2 separate regions of the Homo sapiens genome follow, and region 2 is linked to region 1. A link is a loop called in an ENCODE intact Hi-C map of the cell type or tissue named here. Cell type or tissue: GM12878. All regions are shown on one strand. Each heading gives the region's core, and the rest is flanking DNA. Links, peaks and the distances in the headings are about the cores only. Region 1 has its middle 83 kb from the start of CALN1. Region 2 has its middle 33 kb from the start of CALN1.

What was found. A loop is a pair of places that touch in the nucleus more often than their neighbours do. Peaks named below come from ENCODE experiments on the same cell type or tissue, not always from the same donor. Only the 100,000 strongest peaks of a DNase experiment are listed, where the experiment ranks them.
Region 2: it touches region 1 in a loop (6-fold over the local background); 1 of 110 quality-filtered maps calls a loop at or near these places.

What each region holds. Positions count from the first base shown.
Region 1 is chr7:72,490,034-72,501,552 of GRCh38, forward strand. It overlaps a transcript of CALN1 not described here. Among named protein-coding and RNA genes, the nearest start is that of CALN1, 83 kb to the left of the region's middle. RefSeq lists an enhancer at 3,975-4,034. In GM12878, for the core only: a CTCF peak has its summit at 4,255 (motif pointing left); a DNase peak (open chromatin) is centred at 4,278.
Region 2 is chr7:72,439,368-72,450,886 of GRCh38, forward strand. It overlaps a transcript of CALN1 not described here. Among named protein-coding and RNA genes, the nearest start is that of CALN1, 33 kb to the left of the region's middle. RefSeq lists enhancers at 7,636-8,136, 8,137-8,637. In GM12878, for the core only: no CTCF peak of the experiment used is centred there; a DNase peak (open chromatin) is centred at 4,855.

The DNA.
Region 1 (11,519 bases), core at 2,190-7,189:
AGGCAAAGGAATTGCAAGTAAAGCTTGAAGAGATTAAGGCTAAAGAAATAAGTGGGAAGAAATAGAGACCATGGCTTCTCCTTGGCAAATAGAGGAAGACCTTCCACATTAGTAGAGTTCAAAAGAGTCCTCCAGAAATGGTCGTCTATAGTGTGTCTTTCCACATCAATCTAACCCCCAAGGGCTTAGGGATTCCAGCAAGTAGAAGACCTTTAGAAAATGCTTATACAGTATGATCTCAATTATGCAATTATAAAATAAAACAAAATAAACAAAAACACTGTGTGGACAAAAAGACTGGCAGAAAATACTATAAAATGTTGACAGAGAGGGTTATATAGAGCAATGACTCTGGAGTCAGGCAGACGCGGATTTTCATCTCCTCTGCCATTTACCCACTGTGCTGCCGTGGCCATGTTGTCTAACTTCTCTGACCTCAATTTCCTCCTCTACAGTAGGAATAATAGCACCTACCTCAAAGTGTTTGATATGGTTTAGCTCTGTGTCCCCACCCAAATCTCATGTTGAATTGTGGTCTTCAGCGTTGGAGGAGGCGCCTGGTGGGAGGTGACTGGATCATGGGGGGCAGATTTCCCCCTTGCTGTTCTCCTGATAGTGAGTGAGTTCTCACGAGATCTGGTTGTTTTAAAGTGTGTAGTACTTCCCCTTTGCACTTTCTCTCCTGTCACCATGTGAAGATGTGCTTGCTTCCCCTTCACCCTTCCACCATGATTGTAAGCTTCCTGAGGCCTCCCAGCCATGCTTCCTGTACAGCTTGCAGAACTATGAGTCAATTAAAGCTCTTTTCTTCATAAATTACTCAGTCTCAGGTAGTTCTTTAGGCAGTGTGAAAATGGACTAATACAGTGTTGTTGTGAAAATTGCATTATATAATGTATGTAATGCCTAGTGCTTAAAATGATGCTCAAGGCCGGGCGCGGTGGCTCACGCCTGTAATCCCAGCACTTTGGGAGGCCGAGGCGGGTGGATCACGAGGTCAGGAGATCGAGACCATCCTGGATAACATGGTGAAACCCTGTCTCTACTAAAAATACAAAAAAATAGCCAGGCGTGGTGGCAGGCGCCTGTAGTCCCAGCTACTCGGGAGGCTGAGGCAGGAGAATGGCGTGAACCCGGAAGGCGGAGTTTGCAGTGAGCCAACCAGCCTGGGCAACAGAGCGAGACTCCGTCTCAAAAAAAAAAAAAACAAAAACAAAAACAAAAAACAAAATGATGCTCAAAAATTGGTGGTTGCCCAGGTGCAGTGGCTCATGTCTGTAATTCTAGCACTTTGGCAGACTGAGGCGGGAAGATCAGTTGAGGCCAGGCCTTCAAGAGCAGCCTGGGCAACAGAGCAAGATCCTATTTCTGCAAAAAGTTAAAAAATTAGCCAAGTATGGTGGTGTGCACCTGTAGTCCTAGCTACTCAAGAAGCTGAGGCAGGAGAATCGCTTGAGCCCAAAAGGTTGAGGTTGCAGTGAGCTATGATTGCACTACTGCAGCCCAGCCTGGGCAACATGGTAAGACTCTGTCTCAAAAAGAGAAAAAAATGGTGTTCTGCAGCCTGACAAGGGTTCTTTTCTTTCACGTTCATTCCATGAGGCACTTCACTGGGGCCTTCAGGACTGCTGTGTGCAAATAAAGCCCATTTCTTCAGGACAAGCCTCTGCCCTGTGCAATTAGCTGCAATGGGGAGGTAGTGGGGAAATGAAAACTCATAGAGTAGAGAGGAAGACCACTGCTCACAACTGCACTTTTATCCTCTCATTAAGTGACCAGAGGCCCTGAAAGAACACACCAACGGTCATTTTTTGCACAAGTAGCAAACACTGAGACACTGTTCCAAACAGCAAGGTAATTCAAGATGCCATAAGTTATGTCCTCTTGTTGCAAATATTACATAACAGATAGAATTTTCCCTTTAACTAAGATATGGGGCAAACTATGGAGGCCAAACAAGGGACTCCAACTCTCAAAGGCAGTTTCTCCAGTGCCCTCATCATGCTCCCAATCTCATCTCTACCCTTGGGCTCAAAGGATCAGGCACCTAGGCTAGGCCACAGCTTTTCAAATTACAACTACTGCAAACAACAGAGGTAGCCGACAGGTAAGACACAAACAGAAATGTGCCACCTTGGCCTTCAGTGTGAACTACATTTGTTCTCAAGAGTGTTTAAGCCAATAGCTCATGGAATTTAAAACTGAGAATGAACTTAAATGTCTAAGCCTTGGTTTCCCATATAAGACTCAATCTATTGACATACCCAAGGTCAGAGAGTTAGTGGCGTGATCTTGGTCAATTCAAATAGCAAAGCCAGGTCTAGAAGCCAAGCCTCCTAACTGCCAGCCAAAGATGCTTCCTCTAAAGATGGATTTTGTTTTGTCCCACATTGCTGGGTTGATTGGTTCCACCCTTTGGGAGGTGCTTACTACAGGGGCTGTTGTACAAGATGGAGCAACGCAGATCTTGCATGCAAGTTGGGTGAGAATTGGAAGCAAGGCCTTGCCACCTGTGTAGTCCTGCGGCTGCTGTTTCTCACAGTCACAAGCTGTCACAGACCTCCAGCTAATGCCAGCAGGGCTGTGGGGGCACCATGCCAACCGCTGGGTCAGCCCTCGTGGCTCTAATAGTTGGACTAGTGATTAGAATGAAAGTACCCACTCTTATCTGGACCTGGTCATTATCTGTGAATGGGGACAACAGATGAGCCCCTCACAGCACCATGGCAACGATCAGAAAATACACTGGCTGCCGAGCACCGGAACAGTCGTGCTCCTGCAATGCATCCCTGCTGGCACATGCTATCCAGGACGTATGGACAATGGTATGTTCGATCCTCAGAAAATCGTCATCTCCATCACAGATGACTAACACATTTGCAGAGACTAAATCACAAGGACAACAAGATAAATGTAAAAATGTAGCTGAACACGAGTATTCTTTTTTACAGCTTTGAGATAGAATTCACCCATTGAAAGTATGCAGTCCAGTGGTTTTTAGAATACTCACAGAATTTGGCAACTATCACCACAACCTAATTTTAAAACATTTTCATCACCCCCGAAAGAAACTCCACACCCTTTAGCTGATATTCCCCAGTCTCCCGCCATCTCCCCGGGTCTCCCACCACCTCCCCGGGTCTCCCACCATCTCTAGGCAGCCACTAATCTCTGTCTCTATAGATTTGCTTATTCCAGACATTTCACAGAAATGGTATCATACAATATGTAGTCTTTTATGATGACTAAATGGCCTCTTTCATTTAGCATAATGTTTTCAAGGTTTGTCCATGTGATCAATTATTCTTTTTTTTTTTTCCTTTGAGACAAAGACTGACTCTGTCACCCGGGCTGGAGTGCAGTGGTGCAATCTTGGCTCACTGCAGCCTCCACCTCCCAAGTTGAAGTGATTCTCCTGACTCAGCCTCCCGAGTACCTAGGACTACAAGCATGCACCACCACTCCCAGCTAATTTTTGTATTTTTAGTAGAAACAGGGCTTCACCATGTTGGCCAAGCTGGTCTCGAAATCCTGACCTCAGGTGATCCATCCGCCTCAGCTTCCCAAATTGCTGGGATTACAGGCATGAGCCACTACACCTGGCCGATTAATTATTCTTATCATAACTCTTACAGCATCTTTTCTAGATCTTGAAGCCCTTCTGAAATGTCCTCAAACATTTTGGTTACTATTGGAAGGAAAACAAATTCTATTTACCCAAGTTTTTAGTGTGCTAGTGCAGGTGGCATTGTGTTATTGCTGAGATAAGGTCAATCAATTTATTTATCTGTATCAACAGCCACTAAATACTGGGCTTAAAAAATATTTAGTGTGCTTTGTGGGTGTAGTTTTCTCATCATGTATAAGTCTAGGGCTTGTGGCAAGAAGCAATTATTCCCAAAATAACACACTTTGGAAGACTGACACAGGAGAATCGCTTCAGGCTAGGAGTTCCAGACCAGCCTGGGCAACATAGAGAGACCTCGTCTCCACAGAAAAATGAAAAAATAAGCTGGGCATGGTGGTGCATGCCTGTAGGCTCAGCTACTCAGGAGGCTGATGCAGGAGAATCGCTAAGCCCAGGGGTTCAAGGCTGCAGTGAGCCATGATTGCGCCACTGAACTCCAGCCTGGGCAACAGAGCAAGACCTTGTCTCTAAAAATCTGAGCCCCGTGGAACTTGGAACAACTCTCTTTCACCTGATGGATGTTCGTGCATTCGGGGATGCACAACACTGCCCTCTGCTGGACAGTGTTCCAGGAAGACTAAAAAAGTCAGTAGAATACACCAGTCAGAAATGGCACCAAAGGTCCAGAGGACCTGCTAGCAAGCTTACCTTTATTTGTTCACTAATCAAAGAACACTTAAAGGGCACCCACGCCGTGCCAGGCACTGTCCTGGTAGTAACGCAAAGATAGGCAGTGACTATTGCCCTCCAAGTGCTCCTTGTTAGAGAAGTTCTTTTTGACGCAAGCTGGGACACCTCCCCACCTGCGGGAATTCCCTGGACCTCAACTTTGCCCAGAACACATGTCTCGGGTACCACATCAAAGGCAACACAGGCCGGGCGCGTTGGCCCATGCCTGTAGCCCCAGCACCGTGGGAGACCAACACTGATTGCTTGATGCCAGTCTGGGCAATATAGCGAGACCCCATCTCTACAAAAAAAAAAAAATTATTTTAATTACCCAGGTATAGTTGGGCACACCTGCAGTCCCAGCTACTCAGGAGGCTGAGGAGGAAAGATCGCTGGAGCTCAAGAGTTCGAGGCTGCAGTGAGCTATGATTGTGCCACTGCACTCCAGCCTGGGGGACAGAGAAAGACCCTGTCTCAAAAATAATAATAATAATAATAATAAGATTGTTCCTCTCCATATGGTCCTCCCCAAGGGCTGTGTGAGTGCCCTTATGGCATGATAGCTGGCTTCCCCAAAATAACACCTGTAAGCTGCAACGCCTGCATGACCTGGTCTTGGAAATCACCCCCTATTACTTCCACTTTCTTCTGTGAGCCACACAGCCAGCTCAATCCAATGAGGGAGGGACCCACACAAGTGCATGAATTCTAGGAGGCAAGAATCATTGAGGGCCATCTTGGAGTCTGACCATTGCGTGATGATTCCATTTTTCTTCCATTTTCCATTCCCATTTGAAGGTCAAAATCCAGATTCCTAACTGTTGTTTGAGTCCACCCTTTAAATTTCTGCCAGGTGTTCATCCAATCTCTACCCAAATCCTCCTTGGGCAGGAGTCCAAGGTCCTCCAGCTCTGACTGGTCTGTCCTCAGATGGCACTGACTCTTGGAGATCTCCTACCCAGGCTGGGTCAGTTCCTCCTCGTGTGAGTCCTTCAGTTAGTTAAAAATAGCAACCACGGTCCTTCAGTAAATATTGATTGAGACCTACTCTGCACCCAACCCACTGTGCTAGCTGCTAGGGACATTGCAGGGAACAAGGCACAGTCTTTGTCCCAAGAACTCATTTTGGTTTGGCATCCCTTGCTCCATTCAAGCAGGTCCATGCCACACCCCATGAGCAAAAGACCCCTAAGCCTGACCTCAAAGAAAACCCCTCTCTGTTAGTCAAGGCTCTTCTGGTAGCAAATAACAGAGAACAAAACTCAAATGGCCTCAAGAAAACAGAGAAGTGTGGACAAACGGTGGGCTATAAAGTTGCTTGGAATCTGAGGCAAATCGTTATTGCTTCCGAAATACAATTGAAAAGATGTGAAGCTGATGGATAGAAAGCCACAGAATTTTTAATATTGCTCTGATATCTAGCATCCTTCCTGAACTTTTATTTTAATTAAAATTGCTTCTATAGATTCTTTCAGATTTGTATATCATGGGCAGATAATTCTATTTCTGTTTCTTCTATTCCAATTTGTTATTGTTTTCAGTTTTTTTGTTTTGTTTTGATGCTCTGTTGCCCAGGCTAAGGTGCAGTGGCACAATATTGGCTCACTGCAACCTGTACCTCCCAGGTTCAAGAGATTCTCCTGCCTCAGTCTCCCAAGTAGCTGGGACTACAGGCATGCATCACCATGCCCAGCTAATTTTTTGTATTTTTATTAGAAACGGGTTTTTGCCATGTTGGCCAGGCTGATCTCGAACTCCTGACCTTAGGTGATCCACCTGCCTCGGCCTCCCAAAGTGCTGGGATTACAGGTGTGAGCCACCATGCCCGGCCTCATTCCAATTCTTACACCTTTTCCTTTTTGCTTATTTTTACACTTGTTAAGACCTCCAGTATAATGGAGAATGAAAGTAATGATAGTACACATCACTACTTTATTTTTAAATACTTTTTTCTTCTAGCTCTGATAATGGGGGATAGTTTGTATCAGAAAAAACCATCTGTTGATAACAACTGTAAACAATGGACAAAATATTAAAACAACTATATCATGTCCTTGGAGAGTAGCCAAAGCCTGGCAGAAATTAGGGAACTATAAGCCTTGGAAAAATGGAAGTACACAATGTGAGATTCAAGTTTAACCAGCTTTTCTTCTGAAAGCACTCTTCAATTTGTTTGGGGCCTAGGGACTAGAATTCAATCAAAAAGCTAACAGTTGGGTTGGGTGTGGTGGCTCACGCCTGTAATCCCAGCACTTTGGGACACCGAAATGAGAGGATTGTTTAAGACCTGGGCAACAAAGCAAGACCTCACCTCTACAAAAAATTTTTAAAATTAGCCAGGTGTGGTGGTGTGCACCTGTAGTCCCTGTAGTCAGCAACTAGAGAGGCTGAGGTGGGAGGATTCCTTAAGCCCAGGAAGTTGAGGCTGCAGTGAGCTGTGATCGCACCACTGTATTTCAGCCTGGGCAACAGAGCAAGACTTATTAAGCTAAAGTTTTATTAGGGCTTATAGTCTTATGAGGCCAAAGAATCATAGGTGAGAATTTGGAGCTGCCAGAGAACTGGAACTGAGAGACAAGGAATGTGGAAAAGGAAGGAGCCACAAAATCCTTATGTAAGTACGCTCTCAAATCCTTGGCTGAATTTTAACGTCTGTGCATGGAGGAAAGATTCCAATGAGCCCAGAGGAAAGGAATAGCTGAAAGGGAAAAAAAGCTGAGCAGAGATTTTAGCAGGCGCTCAGTGCTATTAATAGAATGACAGACTTGGCCGGGCACAGTGGCTCATGCCTGTAATCCTAGCACTTTGGGAGGCCAAAGCGGGTGGATCACCTGAGGTCAGGAGTTCAAGACCAGCCTGAACAATATGGTGAAACCTCGTCTCTACTAAAAATACCAAAACTAGCCAGGCGTGGTGGCACGCATCTGTAATCCCAGCTACTCAGGAGTCTGAGGCAGGAGAATCGCTTGAACCTGGGAGGCGGAGGTTGCAGTGAGCTGAGATCACGCCACTGCACTCCAGCCTGGGTGACAGAGTGAGACCCCATCTCAAAAAAAACAAAGGAATGACAATGACAAACTTTAGAGTTAAAATCTCACCAACTTAAAGGGATTTGATAAATACTTCAAGATTTTTAATTACTCCTCAAAGGGCCATGCCCTGAGATTAGGAAGCACATGCTAGGGTTAAGAGCTACATCCTAGAAACGAGCAAAATCAAAACAGAACCATGAAACAAAGCTTTCAACTAAACTTCTGGGTGATCTGCCAGTGGGTCTACTAGATCTGCTAGAACAGAATTTAACACTCTTCAGAGGAAGATAACAGAATGCAGAGTCTCTACAATGTATCATCCACAAGGTTATTATACAATAAAAAAATTACCAGACACGTGAAGAAGTAACAAAATGTGACGACTAATAAATAGAGGGGAAAAAACAGTTAATAAATAGTATCCCCACAGGCAACCCATGTGTTGGTATTGAGAAAAGGACTTTAAGATAATTCATAACTATACATTAAAGTTTTACAGAAGAGAAATTGGTTGTAATGGATAAAGAGACAGAGAATCTCAGAAAAGATGTGGAAACTCTCAAAAAGTACCAAGAAGAAATCTTAGAACTGAAAAATACAATATGAGAAATTTTTAAAAACCATTACACAAGATTTGTAGAAAATTGAATATGGGGGATGGGGAAAGAAAGGTTATTGATTTAAAGACAGATAAATAGATAAATTATCCAAAAGTAATCCAATGTATAAAAAAGGTGAAAGCCTCAATATCAAGTAATACCAAATAGATCCATAATACCAAACCTCCCTAATGTGTATTTGCCATCTCAGGAGGAGGGAATAGAATCGAGAATTTTTAAAATTTCAAGAAATATTGGCCAAAATTTCTCCAACTTTGGTTATAAACATCAAATCCTATTTATAAGAGGCTTAACAGGCCTCCAAAAAATTAGTTAAAAAAAAAACTTATACCTAGCCACATCATGGATAAAAACCAAAAAGAAATAGAAAATCTCAAAAGCAGTCAGGAAAAAAAGACACATTACATACAAGGAAGCAATAATAAAAATAACAGCCAACTTTGTACTCAATAAATGGAGCCTGGAAGACAAGGAAATTACATCTTTAAAGTATAAAAAGAAAAAACTGTCAACTTAGAAGTTTATGTCCAGTAAAACTATTCTTCAAAAATGAATGCAAAGAAAACAAGACATTTTTAGATAAATTCAGTTGAGATCATTTTTTGCCAGCAGATCTTTACCACGAGAAGTGCTAAAAGAAATTTTTTAGGCTGAAGGGAAATAATATTATTTGGAAAAGGAATACTACAAGTTATTAATTAATAGTTGATGGATTCATGAGTTTTCTTTTTATCACAAATGCAAAATATCATTATGAACTCATTCCTCATTATGATAAATAAAGCACTAATTTAGGTACTTTTTTTAATGTTTTAAAATAAACATTCTTATGAATTATTCATATACTTATTTTGCAAAATATCAATTTAAGATAAATTGACTCATACACAGACTCATACGCAAATAATTGTTCCTTGGAAAAAGGAACAATACTATTATAAAAAGGAATTAGTTAATATTGGGGCAAATATAAAAGAATAATTGTCTATAAGGAATAATTTTTTTTGAGACAGAATCTCACTCTGTAACCCAGGCTGGAGTGCAGTGGTGCAATCTCAGCTCACTGCAACCTCCACCTCCTGGGTTCAAGTGATTCTCCTACCTCAGCCTCCCTAGTAGCTGGGATTACAGGAACCTGCCACCACACCTAGCTAATTTTTGTATTTTTAGTAGAGACGAGGTTTCACCATGTTGGCCAAGCTGGTCTCAAACTCCTGACTTCAAGCGATCCACCCACCTCAGCCTCCCAAAGTGCTGGAATTACAGGCATGAGCCACTATGCCTGGCCAGCTGAAAGAAATCTTTTAGGCTAAAGAGGAATAATATTATTTGGAAAAGGAACACTACAAATTATTAATTAATAATTGATTGATTCATGAGTTTTGTTTTCATCACAAATGCAAAATGTTATTATGAACTAATTCCTCATTATGATACATAAATAAGGCAATAATTTAGGCACTATTCTTCTGAATGTTTTAATATAAACATTCTATAAATTATTCATATTATTTTGCAAAAAAATCAGTTTAAGATAAACTGACTCACATGCAGACTCATATGCAAATAATTGTTCCTTGGAAAAAGGAAAAATACTATTACAAAAAGGAATGAGTAGTATTGGAGATGGTTAATATTTGGGCAAATATAAAAGAATCTATAAAAAATTATTTTTTAAGAATTTGCCATTAATTATAATTTTTGCTGCATACTTCCGCAAAACTTTCTTTCTTTCCTTCCTTCCTTCCTTCCTTCCTTCCTTCCTTCCTTCCTTCCTTCCTTCCTTCTTTCTTTCTTTCTTTCTTTCTTTCTTTCTTTCTTTCTTTCTTTCTTTCTTTCTTTCTTTCTTTCTTTCTTTCTTTCTTTCTTTCTATCTTTCTCTTTTTTGAGACAGTGTCTCGCTCTGTTGCCCTGGCTGAAGTACAGTGGCACGATCTTGGCTCACTACAACCTCCGCCTCCCAGGCTCAAGCGATTCTCCTGCCTCCGCCTCCCTAGTAGCTGGGATTACAGGCATGCACCACCAAGTTGGGCTAATTTTTGTATTTTTAGTAGAGAGAGGGTTTCACCATGTTGGCCAGACTGATCTCAAACTCCTGACCTCAGGCTATCCACCCACCCCAGCCTCCCAAAGTGCTGGGATTACAGATGTGAGCCACCTCGCCCGGCCTCAGCTGAAACTTTCTGTGTCTCTTTTGTGGGTCTCATGAACTTCTGTTCGTTCCTTCTTTTTTTTTTTTTTTTTTTTTTTTTTTTTTTGAGACAGTCTCACTCCGTCGCCCAGGCTGGAGTGCAGTGTCGCGATCTCGGTTCACCACAACCTCCGCCTCCCGGGTTCAAGCAATTCTCCTGCCTCAGCCTCCCGAGTAGCTGGGACTGTAGGCATGCACCACCACACTGGGCTAATTTTTGTATTTTTAGTAGAGACAGGGTTTCACCTGTTGGCCAGGCTGGTCTCAAACTCCTAACCTCAAGTGATCCACCTGCCTCAGCTTCCCAAAGTGCTGGGATTACAGGCGTGAGCCACCGTGCCCAGCTTGCTCTTTCCTTCTTTATCATCCCCTCTCCGCTGTTTATATAACCTGTCCAATTCCTGTGATTACTGATATTCATTTATTTAATGAGTAACATTTTGTTTCTTAAAATCTAAAAAAAAAACTAAAACTGATATGAAAACATACACTCAAAATTCTGAGTGATGAGGCACTAATGTTATTATCTTATTCTTTGTGCATTTCTATTTTTAATTTTTTTGTTTACAATGTCCAGTTACTTCCATTCCAGATTCACTGTGTATTAATCAATTTATCTTAAATTGATTTTTTGCAAAATAATTATATGAATAATGTATAAGAATGTTTACATAAAATCATTCAAAAGAACAGTACCTAAATTGTTGAATTATTGATTTATCATAATAAGGAATTAGTTAATAATAAAATTTTGCATTTTTAATGAGAATAAAACTCATTAATTAATAAACTTTTCCAGGATTCTTCTCTTTTGCTGCCTCCTAAAGACAATTCTGTCTCTCCTCTCTTCCCATATCTTCCAAGAAGAGCTTTAGTGATACAAAATCAGGAGAATGGGTAGAAAGACACCAGGATTGGAGATAAAATACTCAGAAATAAGTTGGGGTAACAAGTGAATAATAGTTTCAAGGATGAGTGGCTTCAGAGTAGCTAGACATGTAAGAAAACCACAGAGGAGTCCAGGTGTGGTGGTTCAAGCTTGTAATCCTAGCACTTTGGGAGGCCAAGGTGGAAGGATCACTTGAGACCAGGAGTTCAAAACTAGCCTGGGCAACATAGTGAGGCCACGTCTCTATTAAAAAAAAAAAAAAAAAAAAAAAAAAAGACAAAGAAAAAGAGAAGAAGAAAGAGGAAGAAGAAGAAGAAAAAAGAGGAAGAGGAAAAAGGAGGAGGAGGAGGAAGAAGGAAGGAGGGAAGGAAGGAAGGATGGAAGGAAGGAAGTAAAGAAGGAAAGAAGGAAAGGAAAGGAAGGAGGGAGG
Region 2 (11,519 bases), core at 2,126-7,125, 51 kb before region 1:
AATAGCCTACTGTTGACTGGAAGCCTTACTGATAACGTAAACAGTTGATTAACACATATGTTGTGTGTTACATGTAATATATTCTGTATTCTTACAATAAAGTAAGCTAAAGAAGAGGAAATGTTATTAAAATATCATGAAGAAGAAAAAATATATTGACTATTCATTAAGTGGGAGTGGATCATCATAAAGGTCTTTATCCTTGTCGTTTATTCTTTTTTTTTTTTTGAGATGGAGTCTCGCTTTGTCGCCCGGGCTGGAGTGCAATGGCGCAATCTCGGCTCACTGCAACCTCCGCCTCCTGAGTTCAAGCAATTCTCTACCTCAGCCTCCTGAGTAGCTGGGATGACAAGCGCCCGCCACAATGCCTGGTTAATTTTTTTGTATTTGTAGTAGAGATGGGGTTTCACCATCTTGGCCAGGCTGGTCTTGAACTCCTGACCTCATGATCCACCCGCCTCGGCCTCCCAAAGTGCTGGGATTACAGGCGTGAGCCACTGTGCCGGGCCTCTCCTTGTCTTTTTCACATTGAGGAGGCTGAGGAGGAGGAAGAAAAAGAGGGGTTGGTGTTGCTGTCTCAGGGGTGGTGGAGGCAGAAAAAGATCCATGTATAAGTGGCCCCTTATAGTTCAAACCCAAATTGTTCAAGGATCAACTGTATTCTTTTCGAATTAAATGCCAGAAAGCTTTGGTTTTCCTTAAGGAACTAGCATATCATCTCACGGACAACAAAACTCAGAAAGCAATTCCCAAAATAGTTTAAAACAGACAAATGGTTAATGTCAGTCCCCGGAGAGAGAACCAACTGGAAATGATCACGGGGTGGCACTGGGGTGCAGACCATGTCCTATTTCTTGGTCTGGGTCCTGGTTAGGTAGCACCCAGAATACCCAAAACCCAAAGATGTATTCACCCATACAATGATTATCTCAGAGCACTGGTAAATTTTTTTAAGAAATCCCCATTTTCTGTTTTCTGACCAGAAAGTTCTGATCAGATTAGAGGCTCAATTATATTCTTATACAGTTTTATGACCAGCCAGGCACAGGGGCTCATGTCTGTAATCTCAATACTTTGGGAGGCCAAAGTGGGAGGATCACTCGAGGCCAGGAGTTTAAGACCAGCCTGGACAACATAGTGAGACTTTGTCTCTCAAAATTAAAATAAAATAGAATCTGGCCAGACACAGTGGCTCAAGCCTGTAATCCCAGCACTTTGGAAGGCTGAGGCAGGCGGATCACTTGAGGCCAGGAGTTCAAGATCAGCCTGGCCAATATGAGGAAACCCCATCTCTACTAAAAATACAAAACTTAGCTGGGTGTGGTGGCTTATGCCTGTAATCCCAGCTACTCCGGAGGCTGAAACAGGAGAATTGCTTGAACCCAGGAGGCAGAGGTTGCAGTGAGCTGAGATCGCACCACTGCACTCCAGCCTCAGCAACAGAGCGAGACTCTGTCTCAAAAACAAACAATAATAATAATACCATAGAATCTTATGACCTTTATTTCTGCATTCTGTTTTTTGTACTGATCTTGCTCCTCTGTTCTAAATTGTATTTTAGAATACAAATACAAATTTTTTGGTACAAAATTTTTTATGTTTAGTTTATGATCATATATTTTTTATTTCATTATATATACATGTCAAAAAATGCTATCCAAAATGCTTTATGGAAGTAGACAAGGTGTAAATAAATATTCTTTCAAGTAGGGTAAAATCTGTCTTTTGTTTCCATGTTCTTTACTCCTGGTATGCAGCAGTTGTTTGATGAATGCCGAAAGAAATAAAAGTTTATCTGTGAAGAAAAAGAGAACAAGAAAGCAAAAGCTAAAGGAGTCAGTAGGAGCTAAGGGAAGATTCTTTTTAAGATGAGAAAGATCTGAGCAGACCTACAGGGAGGTGGGAAGAAGCCAGGAGAAAGGAGTAAGTTAAAAATTGGGAGAATGAGGGCCAGGCACGGTGACTCATGCCTGTAATCCCAGCACTTTGGGAAGCCCAGATAGGAGGATCACCTGAGGTCAGGAGTTCGAGACCAGCCTGACCAACAGGATGAAACCCCGTCTCTACTAAAAATATAAAAATTAGTCGGGCATGGTGACATGCGCCTATAATCCCAGCTACTTGGGAGGCTGAGGCAGGAGAATCTCTTGAACCCAGGAGGCAGAGTTTGCAGTGGGCCAAGATTGCACCATTGCACTCCAGCCTGAGCAACAGAGCGACACTCCGTCTCAAAAAAAAAAAAAAAAAAAAAAAAGTTGGGAGAATGAGCTATAAGTCTTGGTCCCAGGAGAGACGAGGACGTAGAATGTACAAACAGGGCGAATCGTCTTGAACAAGGAAGAAGGAAGCACCTCCCTCCCAATCTCCTGGTTTGGGTTTCTGGTCATCTTTTTAACCTGTAAATAGCTGTGATGCCTCAGAACTCAGTTCGTCGTCTCTTCCATCTCCTGATGATCTCATCTGAGATGGCTTTAAATACCATCTGTACTCTGATGATTCCCAAGGCTGTCTCCAGCCCAAATCTCTCTCGTGAACCCAGGACTGCCCACTCAACATCTCCACCGGGAGCCTCAACAGACGTCTCCAATTTAACATGAGAAACACCCGACTCCTGCTCTCCTCCCAAACCTGCTCCACCCACAGCTGTCCCCGTCTCAGGCCAAGGAAGCTTGAGTCATCCTCGACTCATCTCACACAACTCACCAACCCATCAACACATCCCATTGCCTCCATCCTGAAAAAAACAAAAAGTTCAGAATCCTAGCACTTGGCAGACCTCCATTGGTACCCCACTGGCCAGCCACCATCACCTCTCACCTTGATTAAATGTTCACCTCCTAGCTGACCTTCCTGTTCCCACCTTGCCCACCCACAATCTTTCCTCAACACAGCAGTGAGGAGGATCATTTAAAAATGTTTCTCCTCTGCTCAGAGCCCAGCGCTGGCTCCCGCCTCACTCAAAGCAAAAGCCAAAGTTCTTACAACGCCTCCAAGAGTTTTCATTCTGCTGCCACCTTTATTTATTCAGGATTGCATTCTATTTAGGATTGCACTTTATTAAGGGCTGCACTTATTTAGGATTGTACTTTATGTAGGGTTGCACTTATTTAGGATTGCACTTTATTAAAGATTGCACTTATTTAGGATTGCACTTTATGTAGGGTTGCGCTTATTTAGGATTGGACTTTATTAAGGGTTGCGCTTATTTAGGATTGGACTTTATTAAGGGTTGCGCTTATTTAGGATTGCACTTTATTCAAGGTTGCAATTGTTTAGGATTGGACTTTATTAAGGGTTGCACTTATTTAAGATTGCACTTTATGTAGGGTTGCACTTATTTAGGATTGCATTTTATTAAGGGTTGCAATTATTTAGGATTGCACTTTATGTAGGGTTGCACTTATTTAGGATTGCACTTTATGTAGGGTTGCACTTATTTAGAATTGCACTTTGTTAAGGGTTGTGCTTATTTAGGATTGCACTTTATGTAGGGTTGCACTTATTTAGGATTGCACTTTATTAAGGGTTGTGCTTATTTAGGATTGCACTTTGTTAAGGGTTGCACTTATTTAGGATTGCACTTTATTAAGGGTTGCACTTATTTAGGATTGCACTTTATTAAGGGTTGTGCTTATTTAGGATTGCACTTTATGTAGGGTTGCACTTATTTAGGATTGCACTTTGTTAAGAATTGCACTTAGGATTGAGCATTATTAAGGGTTGCACAGACACACCCATGCCTCATCACTGTCTCAGGACCTCGTCCTCCTCCTCGGCTGTATTTCTCTCAAGAGCGTGTGTCACCATCTGACGTGCTATGTACAATTTACCTTTCGTGACTTATTTTTTTGTCTTCTTCTCTGCCTGCAAGTTCCGCAAGAGCAGGAGATTTTGGGTGTTGTGTTCACCACTGCATCCAGGTGCGTAGGACACAGTTTGGTAAAGGATCAATGCTCAGTGCGTATTTGTTCAATTCAATTTTCCCAAGTGATTCCGTTGCTAAAAATCCTTCAATGACTCCATCTCCTTCAAAATGAAGTGCCCGCCTTTCACGCACCCCGGGTCCCTTAGGATCTAACCCCTGTCTCCTCTCCGGCTTCTTCTTTTATCACATTGCCTCCCATAATGGTCAGACAGATTTGCTGCCACTCCCTCGAGTGTTTCTTTCACCTCTGTGCTTTGCATGTGTAATTTCTTCAGCCTAGGATGATATTTCATAGCCACCTCTGTTGGGACTCAGTTTGGGGATCATCTACTTGAAAGAAGCCTTTCCCAAGGCCAAGATCATCATCCTCCCAGGATCCACTAGACTCATGCCTCATGTATCCCATGACACACACTATTTAGCCCCCATCCCTTTACTTGAGAACAGGGGGCAGCCAATCTCACGTGGGTTCCTCCAACCCCTAGCTAGAGAGACCCTCTGCAAATGTTAGGTGGTGGTATTCACTTTTATGATGATGATTATCTTTGATCAACTTTTTTATTTTTTTGAGACAGAGTTTCTCTCTTGTTGCCCAGGCTGGAGTGCAGTGGTGTGATCTCGGCTCACTGCAAACTCCGGGAGGTGGAGGATGCAGTGAGCAGAGATCATGCCACTGCACTCCAGCCTGGGTGACAGAGTGAGACTCTGTCTCAAAAACTAAATTAATTAATTAAAAAATTATTAAATCAATGACTCTCCCCAGTAGGTACTAAGTGTCTCCACACAAATCAACTTACTCTTTTTTAATGGATTGATATATTGATAGACTCGTACTACGCACCAGAGTAGCAGTTGAAGCTCCTCTTTCCATTCAGAGCGGTTATCCCGTTTCAGAGCCTCTTCTCTTCTTCAAAGCATGAAAAAGAGGAAGTAGCACATGAAGAGGGAAGGCTGCTAGCAATCAGAACAGCTCCCAGGGCACTCCTGGAGTCCGCAGGCACCCGGTACAGGTTCCAGTGCAGGAGACATTTTTTTAATTACAGTTCAAATTTCCCCACAAATGGATCTATCTTAATCCCAATTTATTACAGTCACGAGGCTCTTTGATCTAACTGGCTCAGCTGTATTTCTTAAGTAAACTGAGTGAGAATTGGTTTTGCTTAGTCATTAAAAACCACCTATGTTGAAGGTTATGTGTCCACAGACTGGTGTGTATTCATTCAATAAACTTTTATGTTGTTTCCACGCCATGCCAGGCCCTTTGCTAGCTTTTGGGAGAGATAGAGTGACAGGGAGGAGGCCATCCCTGCCCTCAGAAAAGGCACAGTCCAGCAGTCAGTACAGGAGTCACTATAACTATTTAAACAGTCCAATCCTTTGTGTTAATGTTGACTTAACTCAAGGCAGCTGCAATTGAAAGAAGAGATACTCCTTTGTACAAGCTGCATACACAGACTTCAGCTAAATGACTCCATTTAATCCTGACAATGCTACCATGTTACAGACAGAGAAACTGACGCCCGCCCAATGAGATTAATCAGCAGCCCAGGCTAGGTGCTCTTGTGTGGTGAAGCTGAGACTCCAGTGAAGGTCTGTTGGTCCCCAAAGGCCATGCCTTTCCCACCACCTTGTAAGCTAAGAGCCCACCACGGCCATTAAAGAAATGTCAACGGAACACAGAACTACACAAAGTTGCCAGATCTAAACAAACTCCACTGGGACCTGCGTACAGCTTCTTGAAAGCCAGCAGCCATCAGTGAATTAAACACACACACACACACACACACACACACACACACACACACACACACACAACATTAAGTTGAAAAGAAAATTTGACACAAAGGAACAGTCTACTTAATTACTTATTGTTAATGGGCCCCAGCTGATACAAAAACACAGTTAGTGACATCTATTTCAAGCCTCTCTTGGCTTCCCCTAGAAAGTGAAAGAAGGCTGTTGACCTTTGGGCCACCAGGCAACAGAGGAAGAGGTGACTATAGCTGTGTGGACGAACCTTCTCCACTGAACGGTCTGTGAGCTCAAGGAACTCACCCGGCTAACCATGGCCTCAGTCCGCTTCTACCCTCAGCTCCAGGTGAGAATCTGACCCTCACAGACCAGCTGAGAGCACGACCTTTAAAAATGACCTCAAACCTCCAACGCCACCCTCCCCAAAGCCTCCTCCCTTTAACCAGCATGACCAAGGCCTCCAGGCTGAGTTTCTGTTTGCAGGAAACATCTCTCCCGGGGTTACTTCTTTAGAATCTTTAAATCAACCACACAGATCCACCGATGGGCATGGGGATAATAATTCATTCCATCAAGCGCTTCACTCATAAGTTCTGAATGGTCTCTCCTAAACCAGAGAGTTTCTGCCACAGCGGAGAGTTTGATGATTCTGATCATACAAAATGCATTGCACCCCCAGTGTCTGGGAAGCAGACAGGCTGACTTCCGGGACATTCATCCAGAGAAAGTGCCCATCCTTGGCTGGGGGATTGCAAAGGGATTTAGCTGCAAACGCGGTAACTACCGTTCATGGAAATGGTTCAGAACTCTGCAGGCAATCACTTTGGGGGAAAATCTCTACTCACGTGAGCTGTGTTTTGGCTCAGATCCCCCTCAAGACTTGAACGGGGATGTTAACCATTCAGCGTGTTTTAAAGCCCCTGGAAAATTCAGTAAAAGCACTTCCCCTCCCAAGCTCCTCTCCCAGGTGGGGAATTGGAAGTCCTTAGAACCCTGCCTCTAAGCCACAAGAACCCATGCCCCCGGGACCCCCAGAGATGACTGTCACTCAGGCCAATGAAAATGCCTCCCTCTGCCCAAGTCTGACTTTCAGGGATGTCTGTGGAGTCATGTCAAGCTGACGGAAAGGAAATCTTTCCTTTGGGTATGACTCGGAAAGAGCATTTCACCCAGAAGTCACCCCGTGAGGGTCAAAAACAAATCAATGAAGGATTTGCAGATAGATGTTCTCTGAGCCCAAGTACAATTTACACAATGCAATGTACAAAGAAGATAAATCTACTCCTTCTCTCTGCCAGGCTAGAGCAGATTCCTGAATCAAAACAACTCTTTGCCACAGAACCTGAGACTCGGCTAGAAGTGAGTTTCCTCAAAAGGCACAAGGGACAGGGTTAGGAATTCCTGAAATCATACAGCAAGCATTTGAAAGGAGCAGCGTTCAGAGAGTAAAGACGAGGGGAGAATGAGGGCAGGGGCGGGGAGGGGGGACAGGTGTCGGCAAGATGTTCCTCCGGGACGACTTACAGGGAAAGTTGTATGGAATGAGTTTTCCAATAACGTAGGAGTGCAGCCACACAGCCATGTTCTGACCGAGTGGCAGGGCACCGATTTGACAGGCAAGTCGAGTCAGGGTTATGCCCTTTTCATTATCTCCAAGGGGAAAGGACCCGGCCGGGAGGAAATGGTTTTGCATGAGCCAGAGCTGAAAGAAGCGTGTCTCCCCACTCCTCCAAACCACTTTGACAGCTGGGTGAAGCTGGGGCCAAAACAAACGTGCCAAGAGCCACCACCACCTCCAGATCTCCCTACCCCTCCCCTTCCTCGGAAACCCATCAAAACTTGATTCTGTCTCAACTAAACACAAGCTGGGAAATTGGAGAGGAGGAAGAGGGGAAGAGGAAAAGCAGAAGGGGGAAGGCAGGCAGCATCCATGCAGTCAGTTATATCATTGACTGAGAGACACACAAGCTTCAGAGTGTCATCGGCAAGGGTCATACCTCCTGCTGATCTCGGGGGAAATTCTCCAAGATCCATGGCTGGGAGTTAAGGAGAATCTCTAAGCCATCAGGAAGGAGCAGGGCACTGCAGCTCCTCAGAATGATGGACCGGGGCGAGCTTTAATTAACAGGGTCTGATGCCTCTTCTTTTTTGGTAACTGAGCAGATTTAAAGGGCTAGAGTCCCAATTTGAAGGGTGCCAGTGCTGCTGCCGTGGCTGCTGCCGTGTCTGCTCTGGCTGCTGCTCCTGCTGCTGGGAAAGCTTCCTGCAGCCCTCTCACTCCAGCAAGAAAACGGGGCTGAGAAGGTGGAAAAGTGCCCCCAGAAACACCGGAGTCTCTCGGGCTGCATGGTTTGAATCGGAACCACAGGGCTGTGGACCCACGCACTGCCTACCCTAGGAAGTACCAAGGTCCTGCTCGCTGTCTTCCAGACCGAGGGAAAGAGCGGGGCTCCGTGGAGGCAGGGGGCATCGGTGACACCCTCTTCAGACACGGGGCTGCACGGGACACTGCCTGGGGAAAGTGGGAAACCTGGTCTGTACTGTGTGCTCCCCTCCTGAGAGCACTGCCACTTATGTAAGCTGCATGCACACACGCCTACCCATGTACACACACACCTGCCATGCACACACCCATGCCTGCCTATTATACATACGTGCCTGCCCATGCACGCACACACACCTGCCCACGCACAAACATGCCTACCCATACATGTACACACACCTGCCCATGTACACACACATGCCTGCTCGTGTATATGCATACACATTCCTATGTACACACATACCCACCCGTGTACACACACATTCCTGCCCATGCACACACACATGCCTGCCCATACCACACACACGTGCCTGCCCATGTACACACATACACACACGCTTGCCCATGTACACACACAGACGCCTGCCTAGGTATACACATGCCTGCCCATGCACACACACACACACACACACACATGCCTGCCCAGGTACACACATGCCCGCTCAGGTTCACACATGCCTGCTCATGCACACTCACACACATGCCTGACATACCACACACACACACCTACCCAGGTACACACATGTCTGCCCGTACACCCATAGATGCCTGTTCATGCACACACATCTTCCCATGCACACACACCTACTTGCCCACTTTTCCAGCCATGTGCCTGCAGCCAGCTAGACACACTGCCTGCATATTACAGGCAGATCACCAAGAGAAGTAGTTGTGACACACAGCATGGCCAGGAGTGGAACAGAGAAACGTAGCCACAGGGATGAGGGGAAGAGCAAACCCGTGTTGGGAGTTCCTGGCATCTCCGGCTGCCTTTGATAGAGCACGAATCTGTGTCAAGGACAGTTCCTGTGTCAGGGATAGAGGGTCAGCCTCAGAGACCCCCTTCCCACGCTGCCTCTTTTTGCTTGCCCCTGCTTGAGCAGCTGCTGGTCCCTTTGTGAGCCTGTCTTGGCTAAGACCGCCACACCTCATCCTCACAATAGCTCATTGCACTTGGCATCCCACACTATGGAGTCGGTTTTTCCGAGATCTTTCTTTAGTCAATATGGTGGCACCTTGCGTGATCTTTTTTTTTTTTGACGGAGTCTCACTCTGTTGCCCAGGCTGGAGTGCTGTGGCGTGGTCTCGGCTCACTGCAACCTCCGTCTCCTGAGTTCAAGCAGTTCTCCTGCCTCGGCCTCCCGAGTAGCTGGGACTACAGATGTGCACCACCATGCCCGGATAATTTTTTGTATTTTTAGTAGAGACAGGGTTTCACCATGTTGGCCAGGCTGGTCTCAAACTCCTGACCTCATGATCTTCCCCCCTCGGCCTCCCAAAGTGCTGGGATTACAGGCGTGAGCCACCGCACCCGGCCGCATGATCTTTTTAATGCCATTTTCCCCTCATAAGCACGTGAAATAAATCCAGCCAATTGGTGCTCAGAAGCCAGAGATCTCCAGGGTACGTGCCTTGGAGTGAGTGTCAGGGGTGTCCAGGAGGGAGGTGGGCTGTAGTGTCAGAGTGAACCCCAGATCCCATCTCAGCTCTACTAAGAGCATGCATTTGACCCCCTTCCCCTTTTGAGCCTGGGTTTATAATTTGAAAATTAGACAGGGTTGAACTAAGCCAGTAATGCTCTTAACAGAAAGGGAAAGGAAGGAAGGGGATATATGGACTTTTAGAAAGCTTGTCAATTATCTCAGCACCAAGGTTGACCAAATCTTCTTGGCAGATGCGGACGGCGCACTGCAGAGGGCATGCCCTAAAAATCTTGAGAAAATCTGAGCAGGATCATCTCTAAGGACCTCAGAGTCCGTGAGGGATGGAGCGGAATGGCCACAATCTCCCAGATCCTAGCCACTTCTCTAAGAAATGGACCCTGCACTGGGCCAGCTCAGACTGGCAATGTCAGAAAGAGTAGGCTTTCAGCAAAATCCCTGAGCTTTCCCAGCAAACCTCCCTCTGTGCCCACTTTACCCCTGCCTGGTTCACACCCTTAGATACCCACAGCCCTCACCCCCACTGGCCGGAAAATCTTTGTCAGCAAAGAATCTGCCGTCAGGCTGGGCGCGGTGGCTCATGCCTGTAATCCCAACATTTTAAGAGGCCAAGGTGGGAGGATCACGAGGTCAGGAGATCGAGACCATCCTGGCTAACATGGTGAAACCCCGTCTCTACTAAAAAAACACAAAAAAATTAGCCGGGCATGGTGGCGGGCGCCTGTAGTCCCAGCTACTCAGGAGGCTGAGGCAGGAGAATGGCGTGAACCTGGGAGATGCAGCTTGCAGTGAGCCAAGATTGCACCACTGCACTCCAGCCTGGGCAACAGAGCAAGACTCCGTCTCAAAAAAAAAAAAAAAAAAAAAAAAAAAAGAATATTCGGTCAGCTATTTAGGCTGGACACTGTGGCTCACACCTGTAATCCCAACGCTTTGGGTGGCTGATGAGGGAGGATCCCTTGGGGCCAGGAGTTTGAGGCCAGACTAGGCAACATAGCAAGATCCCATCTTTACAAAAAATTTAAAAGCTAGCTGAACATGTTTGTGCATACCTATAGCCTCAGCTACTTGGGAGGCTAAGGCAGGAGGATCACTTGATCCCAGGAGTTCAAGGTTACCGTGAGCCACGATGGTGCTACTGTACTCCAGCCTGGGCAACAGAGTAAGCTCTTGTCTTTAAAAATAAAAATAAAAATCTGCCATCACCCAGTCAGACATCAGTTACATGCAATTTCTTGTCCTCCATTTTCCGAGGAGATTTGCATATTGCATCTTCTCTTCCCCTTAAAGAAAGGTGTGGGAAATAATGAGGTTGTAAGTGGGGGATGTACACCTGGCATAAACAGTGTCCACAGACTCACAATCCCAGAGCCCCCCGACCCCCAGCGCCCAGTGGGCCATCTCCAAGTAAAGTGGACTCAGGTCAACAGAGGATGGCACAGCACAGATGGCCAACAAGGACCACATGACGAGGAATTGTCTGCAGGGGAGTTCCAAACACTATTCCTACTACGTCCTCCTCAAATCTTTGGGTCTATTTCTGCTTTTTCATTAACAAAATCAAGCCCCAGCCAGGCATGGTGGATCACGCCTGTAATCCCAGCACTTTGGGAGGCTGAGGCAGGCAGATCACTTGAGTCCAAGAGTTTGAGACCAACCTGGGCAACATGGCAAAACTCCATCTCTACTAAAAGTACAAAAATTAGCTGGGCATGGTGGTGCATGCCTGTAATCCCAGCTACTCGGGAGGCTGAGGCAGAAATCACACCACTGCACTGAAGCCTGGGCTACAGAGTGAGACTCTGTTTCAAAATAAAAATGAAAACAAAAATAAAATAAAGCCCTAATTTTTTTGAGA